Linked DNA regions of Homo sapiens: region 2 is linked to region 1. A link is a contact called in ENCODE Hi-C or POLR2A ChIA-PET data. All regions are on one chromosome and are shown on one strand. The core of a region is the stretch at or near the end of the contact, and the rest is flanking DNA. Distances in the headings are between cores, read along the strand shown.

The links. Hi-C counts contacts between places; a loop is a spot of excess contacts on that map. ChIA-PET counts read pairs that join two places held with the same protein, here RNA polymerase II (POLR2A). Pooled maps may share reads with other maps.
Region 2: a map of left lung shows a loop between it and region 1 (5-fold over the local background). The contact joins two enhancer-like sites. A Hi-C loop is called at or near these places in 13 of 168 maps with a recorded cell type or tissue (A673, body of pancreas, esophagus squamous epithelium and 7 more) and 6 of 50 pooled maps. POLR2A ChIA-PET finds 5 or more read pairs at or near these places in 2 of 52 experiments (AG04450 and OCI-LY7).

The regions. Positions count from the first base shown.
Region 1 is chr13:44,050,714-44,056,227 of GRCh38, forward strand. No RefSeq gene overlaps it. Among named protein-coding and RNA genes, the nearest start is that of NRAD1, 31 kb to the left of the region's middle. Within about 2 kb of position 2,363, at least 14 of the 41 ENCODE cell types and tissues checked have a DNase peak (open chromatin) inside an H3K27ac peak, as active enhancers do.
Region 2 is chr13:44,448,487-44,454,000 of GRCh38, forward strand. All of the region lies in intron 1 of TSC22D1 (TSC22 domain family member 1), which reads right to left. LOC124903167 (a long non-coding RNA gene) reads left to right here. Exons shown (of 4, transcript XR_007063778.1): 2 at 2,932-3,017; 3 at 4,150-4,341. Among named protein-coding and RNA genes, the nearest start is that of TUSC8, 45 kb to the left of the region's middle. RefSeq lists enhancers at 3,529-4,030, 4,031-4,530. Within about 2 kb of position 2,130, at least 5 of the 41 ENCODE cell types and tissues checked have a DNase peak (open chromatin) inside an H3K27ac peak, as active enhancers do.

The DNA.
Region 1 (5,514 bases), core at 1,113-3,612:
ATGAGATGGTATCAAAGGTTGGAAGTGAACATTTAAATATATTCCCATAAATTTATGTTTATTATAAAATCATAAAGCCATTTATGATTTATTATTTATTATTTCATTATAAAATATATTTCCTACAGAGAAATATCTTGAAATAAATAAAGGGTGTGGAAAACTTTGATACTGTGTCAAAGGTTAAAAGTTAAGCCAGGCATTTTAGACCAGGGGATGTATTAATACTTTCTCTGATATCCTTACGAAATGGGCAGTGGGACAGAGAACCACTTAGTGAAAGTTTTTTTACCCATCCTCCTTTTGCACCTGGAAATGTAAATAAGAAAGATGTATGGATATAAAAGATGGTGTTTTATCCAATGCTGCAATGGCTCTGGGCCTTATAAGAATTGCATTCCCTGCCAGACACAGTGGCTCACGCCTGTAATCCCAGCACTTTGGGAGGCCAAGGCAGGCGGATCACGAGGTCAGGAGTTCAAGACCAACTTGGCCAATGTGGTGAAACCTCATCTCCACTAAAAATACAAAAATTAGCTGGGCATGGTGGCCAGTGCCTGTAATCCTGGCTACCTGGGAGGCTGAGGCAGGAGAATCATTTGAACCTGGGAGGCAGAGGTTGCAGTGAGCTGAGATCGCGCCACTGCACACCAACCTAGGTGACAGGGTGAGCCTCTGTCTCAGAAAACAAACAAACAAAAAAAACAGAATTGCATTCTGTACTCCTATCCAGTGTTATTTTGAGGATAAACTCTTAAAATTTATCTCACAGGGTAAAGTGTGTAAGAAAATTAAAAGGGGTAGTCAGGGACCTGAGGGCCATCAGCCAACACAAAGAAGAGTCTGAATTCTTAGAGCTGGTGAATGTTTAACATCTTGGCATTGTTCAGGGTTGCCCAAGTTTATTTAGTAAGTTCTTAAATAAATGGAGAAGAATGTTTTATTACTCTCATATAAATGGATTTAAAAGAGAGATCTAAAAAAGACAGTTTGTTTCAGCCAGAAAACAACTTCATTCATATTCTCATTGGTATTTCTCTCATCCATATCTAAAAACCAAAGCACTTCTCATGGATTTACATAGTCTGTCTTTTGAGATAAATGGTCATTAGATGACAATTTAGAGAGAAAAGGAGTGAGGTGAAAGAGATTGTTTTGAGAGTATCCTTTTTAGGCAATAACATGCATACTAGGAATGAAAAATTAATTTTAAGACAGTGGTTTTAAGATTTCTTAATCCATATTTGAGTAGTATATTTTAGGAAGTATATACACACATATGATATTTTACTGCACAGCCTCTGGGTTTTCTGAGGCCCTGGCTTAACCCTTTTCTAGTTGCCATGGCTACGAGGACACAAATACAACATCCATACCATGAGCTGGATCTATGAGGAAGAATTTCCAACTGTATACATAGTATGTGTATTTGACCCAAGCTTTTCAGAAAGAATTTGACACAATTTTAAATGTAGTAAATTGTCTGTGTGAGTCATACAATGGAAATAGCGTATGCAGCTAGGAAAATGTAGTCTCATAAATGAACCAAGGGGAAAATAACATTGGAACCCCGTTCTCTCTAAAACCTCCATCTTGCCTTCCCTCATCTCTTCCTGATGTAAAGAATGTCATAGAAAACTTGAAGAAAATCATTCTAAGCTTTTATTTTTTTCTTTTTAAAGTTCAAGCCTAAAATAAATGATTATTTTCAAGCAAATCATAAATCTGTAATCTGAGATACTGGTCTTGCAAAAACACTTCAACGCTTCCAATTACTGGCTGTAAACTGCTTTTCTAAAAACCCTCTTAAATGTTCACTCTGCATTCTGAAAGAAGAACACAGACTGAAATTTCATCGCCATTTGCTCTGATTCCTAACTAAGGTGCTCCTCACACAGAATCTCCAGGAAGCAGAGATGGATGGGTAGATTTTACAATGGAGAGAGGACCGGTCCACTCTCAAAGTTCCATCCTGGACATTGAATAGCATCTTGGGAGGAACCAAAATGGGATCCCACTCTGGGTAAGACATGATAACACCAGCAGTGAGATTCCTGTGGATAGGGGAGTTTTCTTGGGCAGGGGTGAAGAGATACAGAAGAAAAGCAGGGAAGTGTGAATGCTAGGGATACAAAGAGAAGCCCCGGCAGGGAGCCTCACACAGATGCTTAATAAATGCTTTTTGATTTGACTGAATGATCAAAGTGTGGTGTTAGCGTCAAGCAGTCTTAGCACCATCGCATATAAATGCCTTTGGCAATCCACATGTCGGTTTATCTGGGGGCGGGGGTCAGGCTGTCGGAAGGGATGCTGTGCCCTTGCTTGATGTGAGTGGGCAGCCAGGGCCAGCCGTGGGAAGGGATTGAATCGTGGCGTCCTGTTCTTGCAACAGCCACATTCCTCATCGGAAGCTTGTACTGAGTGTTTGTCCTGCAAGCAGGAGCAGTCTGGGTGCATTTTTGAGATTCTGTGGGAGTTGCTGCAACTCAGACCCTCGGTTTTCTGATGTCCAAAAGAAGGGCGATAGTAAACAAGTAATAAGTAATAGTATTTGTTTATGTACATAACTTAACTCATAAAATCGTGCGATGATTTTAAAAAAAAGCTTTAAACAGCAGATATAAAAAGATAAGGTCCTTTTCATCAGAGGGTCCTGCTAGAATCTTTTCAGGAGGTAGGAGGCGGCATAGCTGAGTGGAAAGAATGTTGACCTGATGGGCCAGAGAAACAAATTCATTTCCCAGTTGAGCATAAACAGTTGTGAGACCTTGAGCCTCTCAGCCTTTCTGGGTTCCAACTTTCTCATCTGCAAATTTAAGGTGCTGGTCTAGAAGATCTTCCACTTCATGTTTTATTATCCTACAGAGAATTAAGAAAGGAATTGAGAGCCTAGTTTCCCTGGGGAGGTCAGTTTTACTTCTGAGGCCCTCAGATAGCCCTCTAGACGTCTGGCTAAAGGACAGAGGCATTTACATTCACATTTTCAGGTTGTATTTGGGAAATCGGACTAAGGAACAATACATTTCACATGCTCAGAAGCACAACCCCAGGTTAAGAAGGAGAGGAAGGCACTGCCTTACAGCAAACATCCACCTTATCTCGACCCCTAACCTCTCCTGGCCACATACCCCTGTCTAGATGAGCCACTCGGGATGGCCAGTGACCAAATAGCATGTGCAAAAGGAGTGGGGACTGGTGGGTAGTGGGGAGGAGAAAGAGAGAAAAGACTTTTCTGGACCCGTGGTAAATATGATTTCCTTGGTACTGAATGGAAAAGAATAAGCACTGCTTTTGATTACTCAAGTCCAACTTTCAAGAGTTTCAACAACTTCAGTGGGAAAAAGTATGCATATGTGTGTATGTATGTAATGTATGTATATATGTGTGTATATGCATATACATGCACAGACATATGTATACACAACACATAAATACATATGTGTGCAAAGCATATATATATACACATACACCTGTATGTTTATAAATTTATATTAAAAATCTTAGGAATGGCCTCATCTTCTCACCAGTGGTCTCTTCTCTCTGTTTCTACATCTTAGTCTCTCCCCATAAGACATATACCCAGTGAAATTCAGACTGAAATGTACAGAACTCTCTTCTAGATATTCTTCTTGGTGCAAACACTCCCTCGGTCCATATCCCTGTCCTTGTGCCCCCATCATCATAAAAAACAGGGACAGAATTTGAGAATTCTAACAGTTTGGGAAACTGTAAATGCCCACCCTTTTTGCATTTGCCACTGTTTCCATGACAAATTTTTTTCTCAGGAGAAAAGAACATTTCTAAAAGATCAAAATTAAATCACTTTGCAGACTCAAAAAAGGATGGTGGCTCTGGGGAAGTATTAACATGAAATAACACTATTTGTATCTAAAATCATTTATACCATGCATAAAATTCTCCCAGCATTTCAAATTTGCTAAGTTTAAAGTTCAGTCTTCTTCTTGTGTGTTTCTTTCTATTGGCACAGAATACAAAAGGGAGAATAGCTTTTGAACTCTCCGGTGATGTAACAAAATCTGATTTCATTGATGAGGATCATTGCTGAGTGAGGTATTTTGTGCTGAAAAAGTAATTGCTAGTTTGACATAGAGAAGCCATATCTATATCTACACAAATGCATATATAGAATGAGTAATATACAGATGTGTGTATTTATGTATATCTGTGTGGATAGATAGATTGATAGATGGATAGACTAATCCCCATTCAGACAAAAGTCCTCTTTGCCTTCCCTATATTATTCTTCAGTTATGTACACAAGGATTTCACTATCATCAATCTACTTGCCAATTATTTCTATGTTTTATCATCAGTTTTGGTTTTCCTCCTAGAAACTGTTGTTAAATGATATGTGATGGATGCTATATAAGCAGATATTACTTATCAGCCTGGAGAGACAGGATTGGATATTTTTAGGAGATCTCATTAAGAATACATAGGCCACCACCACCACCATCAAACACACACACACACACACACACACACACACACACAATATATATATATATATCACTTTAACAGCAACAACAAAAATAACTCCCCTTTCCCAAGTCCTCGTCTTGTATTTCTCTGCCTGACCTTCCACTGAAACAATAAGATAATATTCTTATGGAATGGGATTCCCACTTGTGGCAATACCTTTATAGAGGGCATCAACAACTGTGAATGAGTTCATCACAGTTTCTGGGCTCTGACAGAGAGGGACCAATAACGTGCTACTGTCAACCAAAAAGTATCTGAGACAGGTCTAAATCAATTCAGAAGTTTACTTTGCCAAGGTTAAGGACAGGACCAGGAGAAAAGAACATGGAACCACAGAAACAGTCTATGATCTGTGCCTTTTTCCAGAGATGATTTTGAGGGTTTCAATATTTAAAGGAGGAAAGTGGGCACGAGTGGAAAGAGGAAGGGGATGGATGGTCACATTGCTGAATCCACATGTTGCAAGAGATAAAAAGCAGGTAGGAGAATAGGCAATTAATATTTGTTTCACATTCAGTAAATTGAGATAAGGTGAACATGGAGTAGCTACCCGTGGAGATGTTTAACCTTTTATCTGTAGCTGTCTGCTTAGGAACAAAAGGAAAGGCAGTTTCTTGCATGACTCAGCTTTCAGCTTAATTTTTTTCTTTTTGGCATAGTGAAAGTGTTAACTTTCCTTTCACACTATGAACCACTAAGTATCTGAAAGGAACGGGGCAGGGATCCCAGCTACTCGAGAGGCTGAGGCACGAGAATCACTTGAACCTGGGAGGCAGAGATTGCAGTGACCCGAGATCGCACCATTGCACTCCAGCCTGGGTGACAGAGTAAGACTTGGTCTCAAAAAGAAAAACAAAAAGAAAGGGACGGGGATAGGTGAGGAGAAAAAAAAATGCTTGTGTGGGGAAAGCAGTGAAGTAAGAAAAGAGAAAGAGTTAAAGAAAAACTTCATATTATCTAATGGAGTCTAACAGAAATTGAATTCAAACCTTGGCTCTTTCGTTTAGTGTT
Region 2 (5,514 bases), core at 880-3,379, 400 kb after region 1:
AGGATATTACCTAGCTCCAGAATGTCTAATGTAGTACAGGCCTAGGTAAGCATTAACACATTGGCAAAGTTGACTCTGTGTGCTGGGGACACAGTGTGTTTACATAATAAATACCTCTGCTTCGATCAAGGGACACATTTCTACATTATGGCCTCCATGGGCAGCAGCTCTGTGACATAAATGAGGTCTGAGGGTTTCTTTAACCCTCTGATCTATTCAGAATTATAAAGCAAAATGGACCTTGGAGATCATTTAATTTTCTTATTCTCTAGGTTTAGAAATGGAGGCTCAAAGGCATTAGGTGCTTTGTCCAGGGTCTACCTCATCAACTGTTGGATGGAGCATAGAACCAAATGCTGATTCAATATAGTGTGCCCTAGAAGTGCACACCAGAAATTCTAGATCCGTGTGTGTGTGTGTGTGTGTGTGTAAGATGTTAGACCTGGAAGAATAAAGGGACCATAAAGTGAAATGCCCTTCTGCTGATCTCAACGGAGCCACAGTATTCATTGAAAGCCACCCATTTTACAGATTAAGAAACAAGCTGGGAGGCTGTGTGGAAACCACAGCCAGAGACCCATGCTGCATGTGAGTCAGGCAGCCTGGCTGCAGGGTTTCTGGGCCTAGTCTAGAGTGGAGCTGGTGAGCTCTTGGTGAGAACTGGCCCTCCACAGCTTCCTTTCTGAGGCTGGGCAGGCTGACAGGGGCACTCAGATCAGTCCCAGTGCCAGTGAGGTCTACAGTTTGAGAAGGTGCTCTCCAGGCACTGGGACAAGGTCCCGACAGAGAAAGGGGCTCACCACAGACACAGAGCCACACTTGCTGACGGACACATTACTTAGTGAATGTGCCTAAAGAAGATTTTCAAATTGTCCTTTCATTAGCCCTGACAGTTCCTTGCAAAGCCCTCAAGAGCTGTGAGAAGACGAGTTAGAGGAAGTCCAAGGGGATCAAAGAAAATGATGCTCACTTGTAAAGAAGGCAGGCAGGCTGCGTCCCCAAGGCTTGTGGCCAGGAATAGGAGAAATGGCTTTAGCGGCAATCACTTTAAGAACTTCTGTGGTGTCCCAATATACCCCAAGGATTTTTACTCTAGGTGGTCATCAGCTTGGATCTCCTTCCATATCATCTTAGTGTGATTCTGACATTGCCACATTCTCCTATCCATGATTAAATAAGGGTAAGAAGACAATGCGATGAAAATAATAAAGTGCTGAGTGGGGCCAATGAAGTGGGAAATAAAAATTTACAATGAGAATGAGGGTCACTTTTTAGCATTTAAACCTGCTGCCAACTACTGTAAAAGAAATGGTCAACATAATACATCTTAGCTAGAAAGATATAAACTAGAATTTAAAAACTTTCTATACATTAGCTCTTCAGCCATTTGATTTACTCGCATTTATTTAACAGTGAGCACCCATGAAAGGCCAGGAACTTTAGGCTTGGCACCACAGTTATCAAGATGAGTAAGACACAATCCTTGCTTTTAGTGACTTGGGGGCAGTTGCAGGGGGCAAGGGGAGAAAGACGTATGATATTTTGTATAATTTGAGTGTATATAAAAAATGATGGTTAGCAGAAAGCAGCCTGGGAGTGTTTCTGAGGGCAGAAGACTTACCCTCTGGGTGTTGAAAAACAAATAAGAGTTGTCCAGTTAGACTACAAGGTACAAAGAGAATGAGAACACTCCATGAAAAAGGAAGGGCCAGGCAAAAGCCAGGGTCATGAAGCAGCATGCTGAGTTTGGACACCTCTCAGTAGTTGAGTGTGGCTATGGAATAGGAGGTTGGAGTTTAGCAGTGGGAGTGAAGAGAAAGGCAGTAGAAGGAAAAAAGTTTAAGACAGGCTGGGGCCTCACAGGCCATGTGATGGGAGACTGGACTTTAGTCTGAGGGCAATGAAGGTCCACATAATAGGGTTTAAAGGGGGCAAATGATGCAATGGGATTTGTGTTTTGGCAAGGTCACTCTGACCACAATGTATAAGACTACAAGAGATGGAACTGGGGGTAAAAGGAAGGAAATAATGAGGGCCAAAACCAAGGAGCAAAGGGGAGACAGAGAGAAAAGTGGGATGGATTCAAAGACATTGCAACATAGAACTGACCGAACTGGCTTGTGTGAGGTAAGGGAGGCAGGATGACTCACAGGTTTCTGGATTATGTGAACAGGTGGAAGGTGATGCCATTAGCCAGAATAAGGCTGTAGGCTAAGGGGAGTAAACTGGTTCTGGGGTATAACATTGATAGGCCTTACTAGGCAGTGGGAAATACGGTTTTGGAACTCAGGTGGGGTTGGGCATAAGAAAATACTGGCATAAGAAAAGTTGTTAGGTTAGCAGTAAGTCTCCTTGGGAGTGGATGAGATTACCTCAGAAATCCATATAGGCAAGAGATGGTGGAGCTGGGCGGCCACACACACTGGGGCAGCCGTTTGGCATAGCAAAGACACCTGAGTTTTCTGTGGATCTAGTGGACACTACAGAAGGTGGCTAGGCTTGAGGCACTTGCAAGAACCTTGAATGGGAGAGTAGCCTCTACCCAACAAGGAGACCAAGACAGAGAAAGTGATTTAACTGTGGAGGGAGCGGGGAAATGAAGAGATCAGGTCAGCTCTCCAATGCCAGGCACCCTAAGGTGCCAGCAAAGAGCCAGCAACTGCGTCCTTTGAGAAAGCTCATGTGGATGGCAGCCTCACGAAATGAGCCAATGGACAGTCCGTTAGACAGAAACAGACAGACGGCAGCTGCAACCGTGACAGAAGCGGGACACTGCAACAGTCAGCACAGAGACTCTGCCCCTCGGTTCTTCCTTCCCACCTCCATGCTAGCGCACTGCTACTGCCAAGAGGGAGGGACGCGTGTGAGAGCCAAAAACAGCCTCCACTCCAAGGCGCCAGTAACAGACTGGGTTCTTTTTTTCCTTTTCAGGGAAAGAGTGGGCAGAGAAGAGAGAGCTTTGATTCTGACATGAGAGTCAAATTTCAAAATGCAAAGAACGAAGTGTTTAAAAAATGGTAAGTGACTGTTTAAATGACCAAAATTAACTGGAAAGCGATGGAAATGGGTCGACATGCTAGTAAGGAAGCCTGCTACCAGAGTGAAAGGGTGATTCAACTGAGCACAATTAATAGCAGTTATTAGGAGAAATAAAAACAAACCATGACATGCATATTTCTCACCAATGAATTGAGACTTTAAGCAAATGGCTCTGGAGGGGATCCAGAAGAATGCGGCATGAAGCCACACGCTGAGGATCAACTGTGAGATGAGGCCATATCATGTCAGGGGCTGAGCAGACCCCAGTGAGCTATAGGGGGCACAGCCCCTTACCTGTGGGGCTGTTGGGGCCACTGCATGCCCGTATCTATCCCACCGATCACCAATAGGACATCCGCCATGGCTGACCGAGGAGAGGACTGCAAACTCACCAAGGGCTCCCTGGCAAGGACACCCCTGTCCTTTCCCACTTTTGCGCTCCCAGCCCCACATCAGGGACTTGTTCAGTCAGGAAAGCAGGCAGGGGACAGATATAGATGGAAACAATCCAGGTCCTCTCATGTCAATTCCAAATTGCTAGAGACACAAGCTTAGTCCGACTTGACAGAAGAGGAGAACTTTGAACAAAACACGATATAAAGCTATCAAATAACAGAACTAAGCCTTAAGAACCCAAATGAGGTTAAGTAACGAGAAGTAACTAACAAGTCATGGAACTAAATAAAGTGAGATGTTGTAAGGCAACCCCAATGTATAGCAAAAAGGAGTGGCAGAGTTGGTGGCAACTACTCGAAAAAGGAAACTGCCGCACACTCATACCCCAGTTAATCTTTACTACTCTGAGGCGGTAGGTACCATTCTTTTCTTCATTTTAAAGTTAAAAAGTCTGCTTGAAGTTTATGGCCTCCTCTGTGCCCGCCCACCTGCCTAATGTGTGGATGACACCCTACAGTGGGCACGAGGGTGAGGGCAATCATATTTGCCAGTGCTCCCAGAGCCCGAGCACAGGGAGCCTGGGCCTCTGCGCCTCACAGGGCCCCATGCCACCACTGTCCTCATGGCCTGGCTGGGCTACTCATGGGGAAGGGTGAGTATGTCTTACAAAGTAACTTGGCTACACTCTAGGGACGTCTGCTTGCCTTCTGACAGCCTGGTGATGCCCCCCCAGTACCGCCAGCTGCTGAGTGACCATGGGCCACTATCCATAGGCTACACCCAGGGAGCTGGGAACAGCCAGGAGCCCCAGTGAAGAGTTGGGGAGAGATCAACCCTGCCTACGTGGAGTAAGAACAGAATAAAGAGACTAAATCGAGGCATTATTCACTCTAGAAAGCTGGTAAGGTAAGTGCTTGGCTAAAACCGAACAGAGTGCCATATCCTTGCTGCTTTTGGCTTTAAAGGTTTTCCATCTTTTTACAAGATGAGAAGTTACAGTTCACCTCCCCTGTTTCGATGAAACTCTTGTTTTCAAAATGCTAACAGGTTGGTTTTTCCTCCCATGTTTCACCTGGCTCTGAACTACAGTCTCACAGATTGAAAAAAGATTTTGCAGTTAATTAGAATTTACATTTTCAGTAGTTAGGAATTACCCAAGTTATTTTTTAAGCATTGATTTAAAAGGTGCATGTAAAGTTATCTCAGCAAACTAGTTTGCCTCTAAGATACCAGTGTCTCCCTTTAACCTTCTCCTTTGAATATGTTTCTGTGCCCCAAACTGTTCTGTTAAGCTAATACAACCATAAGGATTTTGTTTCAATGCATACTAACAGCGCACTTAGTAGCCACTCCTCGTTTCTGCTTAATATAACTTTTTTGCATAAACATATGCATGACTATTAGTGCACTGAAGTCAATTTTTAAAATGCACAAGTTATAAATACAGCAGAATAACCTACCAAACTTAACAAGGAACACCCAAAATTTTCAAACTATCAGTAGATTTCGGTTATGCATACTTTAAGTTGATCAAAACTGGAAGAAAATAACTGTTTATATCTTTATATGTATTTATTACTTGATGCAATAAAGCTTATTTTCATTAACACAAACAAATCTGATAGTGGTCAGACAACTTACCCAAGGAGACATATGTTTAACAAATGGCAGAGCCAAGATCCAAACTCAAGTCAGTCGGCTTTGGTACAGGGCATGACTCAATAATCTAGCAGAACCAAAAAGTGGGCTATTTCTAGACACCCCAGAAATACGCAGTTCAATTAATTTAGTAAAAAACTGACACCTGTCCTTAAAATAGTAAATGTTACTTCTAGTCATCATGGCTAGACACCTTCAGACAATTTATATCTAAAATATACAGATTTATCAGAGTATTACACGTATGTTTCTAATAAGAAATGCTCCTAATTGAAGATGCTTCAATTTTACTTAATGATTTTGCATTGGTTTGAAGGTAAAGTTAAAACATAAAGGATTAATTTAGTCTGGTGTAGAGGGAATGAATTCCTTTGTTTCATTACCCAAATTAAATACTACATATATTTAAAAATTCAGTTG